2 separate regions of the Homo sapiens genome follow, and region 1 is linked to region 2. The links are chromatin contacts, found by Hi-C or POLR2A ChIA-PET in ENCODE. All regions are on one chromosome and are shown on one strand. Each heading gives the region's core, a stretch centred on a gene start or an enhancer-like site at or near the end of the contact. The rest is flanking DNA. Distances are from core to core; before and after follow the strand shown. Region 1 overlaps PDIK1L (PDLIM1 interacting kinase 1 like). Region 2 overlaps CD52 (CD52 molecule).

The links. Hi-C counts contacts between places; a loop is a spot of excess contacts on that map. ChIA-PET counts read pairs that join two places held with the same protein, here RNA polymerase II (POLR2A). Pooled maps may share reads with other maps.
Region 1: a loop to region 2 is called in a pooled map, with 2.8 times the contacts of the local background. The contact joins two enhancer-like sites. A Hi-C loop is called at or near these places in 8 of 168 maps with a recorded cell type or tissue (CD14-positive monocyte, CD4-positive, alpha-beta T cell, CD8-positive, alpha-beta T cell and 5 more), 20 of 37 single-sample maps with no recorded cell type and 15 of 50 pooled maps. POLR2A ChIA-PET finds 5 or more read pairs at or near these places in 11 of 52 experiments (B cell, CD4-positive, alpha-beta T cell, CD4-positive, alpha-beta memory T cell and 7 more).

What each region holds. Positions count from the first base shown.
Region 1 is chr1:26,121,762-26,128,218 of GRCh38, forward strand. It overlaps PDIK1L (PDLIM1 interacting kinase 1 like), which reads left to right. Exons shown (of 3, transcript NM_152835.5): 3 at 76-3,794. The coding sequence ends at 816. Among named protein-coding and RNA genes, the nearest start is that of PDIK1L, 13 kb to the left of the region's middle. RefSeq lists a silencer at 1,677-1,971. Within about 2 kb of position 4,815, at least 12 of the 41 ENCODE cell types and tissues checked have a DNase peak (open chromatin) inside an H3K27ac peak, as active enhancers do; they include CD14-positive monocyte, CD8-positive, alpha-beta T cell and OCI-LY7, where a contact is called at or near this core.
Region 2 is chr1:26,319,113-26,322,945 of GRCh38, forward strand. It overlaps CD52 (CD52 molecule), which reads left to right. Exons shown (of 2, transcript NM_001803.3): 2 at 1,059-1,411. The coding sequence ends at 1,190. CRYBG2 (crystallin beta-gamma domain containing 2) reads right to left here. Exons shown (of 20, transcript NM_001039775.4): 19 at 3,052-3,211; 20 at 2,753-2,944. The coding sequence ends at 2,856. Among named protein-coding and RNA genes, the nearest start is that of CD52, 3.1 kb to the left of the region's middle. RefSeq lists enhancers at 1-611, 2,445-2,494, 2,632-3,133. Within about 2 kb of position 2,584, at least 5 of the 41 ENCODE cell types and tissues checked have a DNase peak (open chromatin) inside an H3K27ac peak, as active enhancers do; they include CD14-positive monocyte, CD8-positive, alpha-beta T cell and OCI-LY7, where a contact is called at or near this core.

The DNA.
Region 1 (6,457 bases), core at 3,565-6,064, 200 kb before region 2:
TCAATTATTATTTTCCTATAACTGAATTGTATAACCTATGCAAATGATTGTAATCTTTTTTCTTCCTTCTTGTAGCTTGTAGAAACTTCATTAAAAGGAGAAATTGCCTTTGATCCCAGAAGCGCCTATTATTTGTGGTTTGTGATGGATTTTTGTGACGGAGGAGATATGAATGAGTATCTGTTGTCCAGGAAACCCAATCGTAAAACTAACACCAGCTTCATGCTTCAGCTGAGCAGTGCCCTGGCTTTCTTGCATAAAAACCAGATCATCCACCGAGATCTTAAGCCTGATAACATCCTGATTTCTCAAACCAGGTTGGATACCAGTGACTTGGAACCTACCCTCAAAGTGGCTGATTTTGGTCTAAGTAAAGTTTGTTCAGCCTCTGGGCAGAACCCAGAAGAACCTGTCAGTGTAAACAAGTGTTTCCTTTCCACAGCATGTGGAACAGATTTTTACATGGCTCCTGAAGTTTGGGAAGGACATTACACAGCAAAAGCTGACATCTTTGCTCTGGGGATTATCATCTGGGCAATGCTGGAAAGGATCACATTCATAGACACAGAGACAAAGAAGGAACTCTTGGGGAGTTATGTAAAACAAGGAACTGAGATTGTGCCTGTTGGGGAGGCACTTCTGGAAAATCCCAAAATGGAACTTCTCATTCCTGTGAAGAAAAAATCTATGAATGGGCGAATGAAACAACTGATTAAGGAAATGCTGGCTGCAAACCCTCAGGATCGTCCAGATGCTTTTGAACTAGAACTCAGATTAGTACAAATTGCATTTAAAGATAGCAGCTGGGAAACGTGACACATATTATTTGCAAATACCATGGATGATATGCTGCTTCTGTTTAACAGTGATGCAACATTATGTGGCTGAAAAAGAATATAAAAAGCTAGACTCTACCCTCTAAGGGTTTAGATTTTTTGTGGGATTTTTTTTTTCCTCATTTTTCTTAAATCCAAGTTGGCCGTTTTATTAGTATGTTTCAAATGTGTATTACCAATGTGGGTGTAAATTTTTAAAAAATGATTATTGATAGAAGTTTGGCAGGAAAATTCTTTAAGAGCTAACAAGAGAAGAGAGTCCAGTTTTCTGGAAATATGTCTTTAAGTATTTTAGACATTCCTCGTCAGTATTAGGAATTTCCATGGGAAAAGAGGTTTGCATGCTGGTAATGCAACCTTTGAAACTTTGTAAAGGAAACATATATGTATATATTTATGTATATGTAAGTATGTGAATGTGCGCATTTTGCATTCCATATGAAAAAAATGCCACGTCTGTTTAAATTATTTGATGTAGGTTTGGGTTTTTGAGATTTGCTGGTGAAGTCAGTGACGAAAAATAAACCTTCCCTTATCTTCCTACTCTGCCCCTCCCCCTAATGAAATCATATTAAGTTGTTTTTTTTTTTTTTTGTAATATACAGCTTTTTTTTTAAGGCATCATTTTCGAGGGTCTAAAATTATCTGGTAAAACAAATGAAATTAAGTGATCCAAAGCTGCTGAAGTATGTTTGAACTCTCCAGTGCCCTATAGCTGCAAGAGTTGAATTAGTCATGCAGTCATATGGCAGCAGGTTGGTGATTCAGTCCGACCTTCTTTAGGTAACCGAGCATTTATTTAACCAACTATACCACTGCATTGGGACGTCTGCACTTGAGCTTCTACAATCTGATATAAATCTGAATACAGGATTATTCTGTTTGAAAACTTTGCTATGTGTGAACTGTAATACTTGATACATTTTTGGTTTGAAGACTTTGTCTAAGCCTCATTATACTGAAGTTGAAGAAACCAAATGAGCTCCACCCTCACTTTGCCTGCCCTGATATGATCACTTGTTGAGTCACTGGAGTTCCTTTCATTTTGGCACTGATGCTGTTTTCTCTTGTCTGATTTGAAACAGTACTGGTAATAATATGGTTGTTGAAAATGTGATCACCTTTATCTAAAGTGGGAGAAGATACATACACAGTATGGCAAATGGATAAAATATTGTGGCATCAACTACTTTTAAAGTAGAAAAGCTATCCATTTTATACAATCACTGATACAGTCTATGTCAAAAAACCAACAGACCATTATTCCTCTTGAAGTTAGTTTGATTTTATCTTTGTATGGTTGTCTACAATTTGTTTTCCTGTAAATGCAGATAGTTAAAATCTAAAGGATAGAATGCTTTCCTAAAACAGAACATTAGCCTTTAAGGTTAAATAGACTTTACATTGTATCTAAGTTAATCTTTATAAAGCACTAGAATTTTTGGTCAAAAGTCAAAATAGTATTAGAATATTGAAATTATTGATAGCTTTCATAATCTCAGCTTTTTTGAACTTCCACAATTTTTGGAATATGTCATAATTTTTTTCCCTGTTTCAAATGTGTTCAGAGGAAATAGAATGTAAAACATCACAAAAAAAATTGCAGTACATAAAATTTCTGGACTATGTTAGTTACTTGATCTGGAAGTTTAAAATTTGGACTAAAAGGTTTTATTGAAATAAAGCCTCTTAAAATGAAAAATCATATACTTTTAACATCACTTTTAAGCTAATAAATATAAGAATTCTTTTGGAAATTAGAGGTGGAAACACACTGGAACCTCATGATAATTGACCCTCTGGATCACCAGATTAGTTTAATTTAACAGATATGTCCAAGGAAGTTGAGCTATAGGGAGTAAGAAAAAGCATCATGATAACGTCTAGTCAATAACATGGCACTTCAGCAGAGATTCATAGATGATGGTATGCCCATGCATCATTTGCTCTTCAAATATCTATGTGCTTGGAGCCACAGTTTCCTAAGCGCATAGTTTTTGGTCCTGCCTCATGTAAAATAGTTAATGATTATCATTTACTTGGAAAGATTTTACCTGTGAAGTGAAATTCTTTCATTGGGGGTAAGGGTATGAGGTGATCAGGAAGTTTCTTCTGGAATTTTATCAAGTCCTTGTATTCTAAAATAGCCAAGCAAAATGATAGTAAATTCTTTGTCTTTGTTCTTTCAGTCAGAGGTATTTATTAAGTACCTACTGTGTGCTCAGCACTAAAGGTTTGTTGATAAAATGACAATTAAAAAATGGCATTTAGCCAAAGGCCTTTTCAGCCAGGAGTAAGAAAAGATGGTTAGTGATATTTGGAAATACCTGGATATTTGCTAGAGGAAAAATGAAAGCAAAACTTCGTACACAGTGCCTTGCCCATAATAGGTACTCAATAAGCAATTGTTCCTCATAGAGTCTTTTGCCATGATTTATGGTGTTTTTTGAAATTTGTCTTAATTGAAAAAAGACCAAATATTTCAAATGAGCTTATAGGCAGCTGTGGCCAGTGAAAATATGGGGTTGTACAGTTAGTTCCTAGAATGTTATTTTGCACTAGTTGTCACTTAGAAAGATGGGGTTCCTGTAGATTTTTTGGTGCTAAGGGATACTTTGTCATTATGATGAAGTAAGTGTTAAGTGTCAGATAAATAGCACACAGAATAGTTCTTTCTGCTGGTCTGTTTTTTCTCTTCGTTGTTGTTGTTTTTAATTGTAAATTGTTATCAATCAAACTATTGTAGCAGCTACAAAGTAATTCACCAGCATGACAAAATGGTCAAAAAATAAGTCATCAGCACTTAAGAAATGAAAGCAACTTTTGAAATTTTCTGTTAAAATTGTCAAATATATTTTATGAAGAATTTATAAAAGGGGAAAATGATTGTAATTTATTGTTCATGACTTTTTTTTTTAAATAAAGTGAGTTTCAACAAAAAAAAAACTGAAAATTCTACATTGCTGCTTTAGTGGCTCTGTGAGTAGTTCTGTAGTACTTTACTTCATGAGCATAAAATAGAAGGTATAAAATCTGAAACAATGTATTTTTCAGACTTACCTTTTAAATGATTCTGAAATAGAAGTGATTGCCAAGGAAAAGATGATTGAATTATAGGAGTTTCAGCATTTCAAGTTCTCTGAAATTTTAGTGCTGTCTTGCTGTATTTGCTTTGCACACAAGAAGAACTCGTATTGCCAGAGATGAAATTTTTTATTCATTTATCCTTCTGTTTCATTAAGCTGAGGATGCAGCTCAGACTCAGCATAATATATATTAAATAAATGAGAGGATGCAGTTTTTCAATCTATAACTTGAGACGATGGTTTAATTTTCTATTAAAAATTTGGGCCCACTTTTTTATGTTTATCATTTCTGCCTGAAGATACAGTCTATTTAGTGGTCCAATGGAACAGCAGAGGAGAATATGGAAGACAGAAAACAACTCTACATGTGACCTAGTGAAAGTAGGCATCAAGAATTGTGGCTTCAAAAATCAAACCAAAAAAATAGGGGAAAAAAAAAGAATTGTAGCTTCCTACTCTTCTGCTTTCCCTTGGTATAACCTTTATAGACAGGCAAATTTTGCTTTCTAGAGATTGTTTTTAATTGAAGCTTTAAATATTTGTATTTACTAGCATTTTGTAATCCTTTGCAGTTTACAAAGCACCTTCACATGGTTTTTACGTATCTTTTTCACTGAGTTTTACTTAAAATAGGGGCTGATTTCCTGATGAAATTAACAGTAATTACACCAGTTACTGAGATGATGACAAAAGGTTTTACCTTAAGACAGGGTTTTGGTGCCTAATCTCTGACTCCAGTTGGAGTTTTCTCTGACAACGAAGCTTTATCTTTCTCACTGATGTAATGACACTTGGTTGTTTTGGTCTTTTCTTTAAATTCAAATGTTGCTCTCTTTGCCAACCAATCATAGACATCCTGTAAAGTGCAGTGTAATGACAGACGGTTGGTTTGTGGTTAGATAATAACTCCCACTTGAGAAAACCTACAAGGCTGCCACACCTCTTGAAGGCCAAGTGCGTCTTTTAAAGGCAGTACTTTCACCTTTGCAATCATTTTTCATTGCACAGAAGGAAATTGAGAAAAAAAAAAAGCTTGGGCTTTGACTTTACTCTTTTATTTCCTGTTCAGCCCAGTATTTCAAGCTCAGCTTGTTCTGAGCAGAAGTTGGGCAACTTGATATTACCAAAGGCATCCTGGTCTAGCAGAAAAAGCCCAGGCTTTGGAGTAGCAGATGTTGTGTGGTAGCTCATGCCTGTAATCCCAGCACTCTGGGAGGCCGAGGTAGGTGGATCACCTGAGGTCAGGAGTTCGCGACCAGCCTGGGCAACATGGTGAAACCCCATCACTATTTTTAAAAATACAAAAATTAGCTGGGTGTGGTGGCGGGTGCCTGTAATCCCAGCTACTTGGGCGGCTGAGGCAGGAGAATCGCTTGAACCCAGGAGGCAGAGGCTTCAGTGAGCCGAGACCGCACCATTGCACTTCAGCCTGGGCAATGAGCGAAACTCCATCTTAAAAAAAGAAAAAATTCATCAAGCTGCACTTAAAATGTTTACATTTTTCTCTAGGTATGTTATACTTCAAGAAAAATTTTATTTTTAAAAAATGTGCATTGGGGCTACTGGTGACAGCTATTATCAGGCAGAAGGAAAGGACACAGACTTTGAAAATAGACTCTTTACCTTTCTGTTACTAGCTGTGTGACTTTCATGAGTTCCCTAGCCCCTCAAATTCAGTTTCCCACATGTTTAAGCAGAGACAGTACCTGACTCAGAGCGCTGTGAAGATAAAAGGAGCCAATGCATGTAGAAATGCGTGGCATGCTCAGGAAATGTCAGTGCTTCCCGTTCACCCGGGAGGACTCCTAGGAAATGACTCTGAGCTGCCTTTACTGCTAATTTGTACTGCTGATAGGGAGCACGTTGATTGGTTTGTTTAATTTAGCTTACATTTTTACCACAATTATTAGAGAAATACATTCGGTTATGGTGATGTCCTGCGTGTCTCTTTGCCCTGCAGCCCTATTTAAGAACAAGGATAGTTCAATAAAAATCCCCTCAGCCCAGTTTTCTTTCCTCCTTCTACTTGCTGATCACATGATTGATAGTAATTCAGGATGTTTACTGTCTCTTTCACATAGACTACCATGCGTGGAAATTAGGAAAGTAGTAATAAGTACCAAATACTAGAATGACATGCCATTTCTCCTGGCTTTAGGTAGAAGGCAGGGAGCGTTTACTGACGTGATTTGAGAAGCAACAGTAGAAGCACAGCTGTGAGGGCGGCGTGGAGCAGGGCAGCAATGGCTAGAACTTGGAAGTTGGAATTACAGTAGACTCAGTGTTTCTCAACTCTGGCTACTTGTTACAATTTTAACCTGAGGAGGGCAAAAGCAAGCAAAAATCCTGATGACTTCTGCTTCTGGCCATTATGGAGTAACAGGGTTCTATTCCTGCCATAAACAACTCAAATGTCAGACACTGGGAAACTAGCAGTGCACGACAGCAATCCCTGGGAGAAAAGGATCAAATGGGGTGAGCCCTGTGGTTGCCCCAACTTGGAGGGAATCTTTAGGCTGCTGTACAGGGAATAAG
Region 2 (3,833 bases), core at 1,334-3,833:
AGCCTGGCCAACATGACAAAATCCCGTCTCTACTAAAAATACAAAAATTAGCTGGGCGAGCCGGGCGCGCTGGCTCGCGTCTGTAATCCCAGCACTTTGGGAGGCTGAGGCGGGTGGATCATGAGGTCAGGAGATCGAGACCATCCTGGCTAACACATTGAAACCTCGTCTCTACCATAAATACAAAAAGAAATTAGCCGGGCGTGGCGTGGTGGCGGGCGCCTGTAGTCCCAGCTACTCGGGAGGCTGAGGCAGGAGAATGGCGTGAACCTGGGGGTGAAGCTTGCAGTGAGCCGAGATCACGCCACTGCACTCCAGCCTGGGCGGGCGACAGAGCAAGACTCTGTCTCGGAAAAAAAAAAAAAATTAGCTGGGCGTGATAGCGGCTGCCTATAATCCCAGCTACTCGGGAGGTTGAGGGGTGGAGGTTGCAGTGACCCGAGATCATGCCACTTCACTCCAGCCTGGGCAAAAGAGCGAAACTCTATCTCAAAAAAACAGAAAGTTTCTGTGAAAGGGGGTGGACAGGGGCAGTGATCACCTCTGTCCCTGCCTGTGTCAAAGCAGGAAGCAGTCAAACATCCTGACAGGACCTTGTGGAAGAAGTAGTGGTCACATGGGGCAGAACTGAGGACTGTTTTATGGAGGTGGGCGGATGGAGGGCGGGGAGGGTAGAAAGGGGACTGCATCTTTAAATAACAAACACGCTATTCAAAAGTCCCCTGAGGGCTGGGTACGATGGCTCACACCTGTAATCCCAGTACTTTGGGAGGCCGAGGCGGGTGGATCACCAGGTCAGGAGTTCGAGACCAGCCTGACCAACATGGTGAAACCCCGTCTCTACTAAAAATAGAAAAATTAGCCGGGCGTGGTGGCACGTGCCTATAGTCCCAGCTACTCAGGAGGCTGAGGCAGGAGAATCACTTGAACCCGGGAGGTGGAGGATGCAGTGAGCCGAGATCGCATCACTGCAGTCCAGCCTGGGTGACAGAGTGAGACTCCACCTCTAAAAAAAAAAAAAAAAGTCCCCTGATCTTATCCCACTTCTCCTCCTACAGATACAAACTGGACTCTCAGGACAAAACGACACCAGCCAAACCAGCAGCCCCTCAGCATCCAGCAACATAAGCGGAGGCATTTTCCTTTTCTTCGTGGCCAATGCCATAATCCACCTCTTCTGCTTCAGTTGAGGTGACACGTCTCAGCCTTAGCCCTGTGCCCCCTGAAACAGCTGCCACCATCACTCGCAAGAGAATCCCCTCCATCTTTGGGAGGGGTTGATGCCAGACATCACCAGGTTGTAGAAGTTGACAGGCAGTGCCATGGGGGCAACAGCCAAAATAGGGGGGTAATGATGTAGGGGCCAAGCAGTGCCCAGCTGGGGGTCAATAAAGTTACCCTTGTACTTGCAGTGGGGTCCTGCTTGTGGTTACTGGACATCCCTACGCCCCAAGAGCCAGCTGTGCAGCAGCACCAGGGAGTTTCCCATGTCCCCATCAGCAGGGAAATTGGCACCAGGGAGCAGCCCCCAGCTTCCCCACCTAAATTCCAATGCTGAGGGCCCTTCCCCTTAGAAGCACATTGCAGGGACAAGGCCCAGAACCTGGCAGCCTCACCAACCCTGCAGTTGCGTTTGCTTCATCCATCCCTGGGTGTTTGGGAATGATGGTACTAGAGATGCCACCACCCTGGACATCCCAGGCTCAGAGAGCCCCTACCCCACTACCTGGGTGTCTTCAGAATGACAGATCCAGGGAAATCCCCAGTCCCAGGGACACCCCTCAACAAGGTATTTAGATCCCCAGCAAACCAGCCCCACAGGCATCTGGGGCTGGAGAAGGATGATGGGTGGCTGTCTACCTCCCACGCTGGCCCAGGGGCTGGGAAGGCAGGAAGGGCAAGCAGCTGCTCTGACCACTCCCACCCTCCTGGGCTTGAGGCATCGGAGGTGGGTGCTGCAGAGATGGAAGGGAGCCCCAGGGCACCCCCCAAGGGCCCCTCCCACCTTGGCTTCTTCCTTGAGGACCTCCAGGGACAGAGGGAGCTCCCTCTCTTCTATGTCCTGCCCTCTCTGAGCTGGGTTAGAGACCTGGATGCCCTGTCCTGGCTTCTCTAAGACCAGAGTTGGGGTGAGTGCAGCAGAGCCCTGGGGGCACAGCCCTTCAGGGTGTGGCTCACACTCATCTCCCATGCCTGGCCCACTGCACCCCCATCACACTAACCTCCACGTTTTCACCCTGGACTTGTATGCATCCCTAGAATATTCTTTCTCTGCCTCCTGGAGCCTGGCTAACTCCCCACCCTAATATCTCAGCTGCAGGTCCCTGACGTGTGCAGAGAGACATGTCAGCCTGCCCTGCACTTGTGGGGGTGATGTTCCTGCTGTGTGAGTCCCTCTACTTCTTTCCTCCCTTCTCATGGATGCATCACCCTACCTGTCAGGATCCTCTGTGGGACTGTGCGTTCCCTAAGGACAGGGACCGAAAGGCTCAGTTTGTGTCTGTGCCCGCACAGCCTAGGGCCCCACCCGGCTCAGAGCCTGCTCTCACAACACTTCATTTGGGTGGCTGCGCGAGACTACACTCCCCAGTTAGTCTGGTCCCAGGGCGCCCTCTGATGGCAGAAGGAGGCCTAACATCTGAACCCGAAAGCTGGGGCCTGGAGGGAAGAAGCCAGCCTGAGCGTCAGGGAAGAAGGCAAGTGAACAAATCCCCACCCCACCCCGAAATATCAAGGTGCACAGAGACAAGGGTACCTGGCAGCATATTAGAAAATAGCTTATGTTACAACAAAAACCCTATAAAAACATTCATCCCAGCAAAAGCCTCCAGGGCTGGAGGGTGAGGGGAAAAGTTTCAAAGCACGTGGATAGTCCAGATCTGGGATGCCCTGTCCTCATCCGGCTCCCATAGCACCACGTGGTCCCGGTCGTAGCCCCGGCCTCCTGGGGGTGGGATGGGGATTAAAAGATAGGGAGATAGTCAGAGAGAGCTGGGACTCCATGGCTCTCAGCCCCCTCAGGAGCCCTCTTCCCCATACATCCCACCTTACCCTTCACGTCCAGGATCTGGCCTTCGAACATCTGGCTGCAGATGTGGCCCGATTCACTGATGCTCCACGTCTGGCGCGGCAGGCGGCTCTCGGCCCACAGCACCACCTTGGAGCCTGGGCTAGGGGGTCCAATCACCTGTAGGCTCATGGTGGGGGCCATCTGAGGCCCCAGGAGGTCATCAGGCATTGTTCCTCCCCACAGGGACTCTACTGTACCCAAGAAACCCTTGACCCATCTGCTCTGAATCCTGGCTCTTAGGGACTGTGGCCCTGGGCAAGTCTCTTAATCCTCCTCAGCTTCAGTTTCCTCTCGGGGATGGGAATCCCCAAATGCTGGCTTTTGTGAGGGTTCAGTGTGAGAAAACATAAAAGGGCTGGAAAAATATTAACTCCTCCAGGAATCCTTCCATGATTGGCTTCCAAAGCATAGGCTTTAGCATCAGACAAATCTCTACACATTTACTAGCTGTGTGACTTTCAGCAAATTACCTAACCTCTCTATGCTCTGGTTTCCTCACCTGTAAAATGGGGAGTATAAAAAGACCTGCCCCACGGTACTCTAGACTAAAGATTATAGGAGGCATTTGTGTGAAGAACTCAATGCAGAGCCTGGCATGTGGTCAGCCATCTCTCTCATTCTAAGTAAAAGACAAAACCTCTCAATGGCCTACAAAGACCTACAGTCCTTATAACCTTTCTGGCCTCATCTCCTGCTACCTCCCCCTTACTCAACTCACTCTAGCCACCCAGCTAGCCTTGCTAGCCCAGAAAAATCCCAGGCA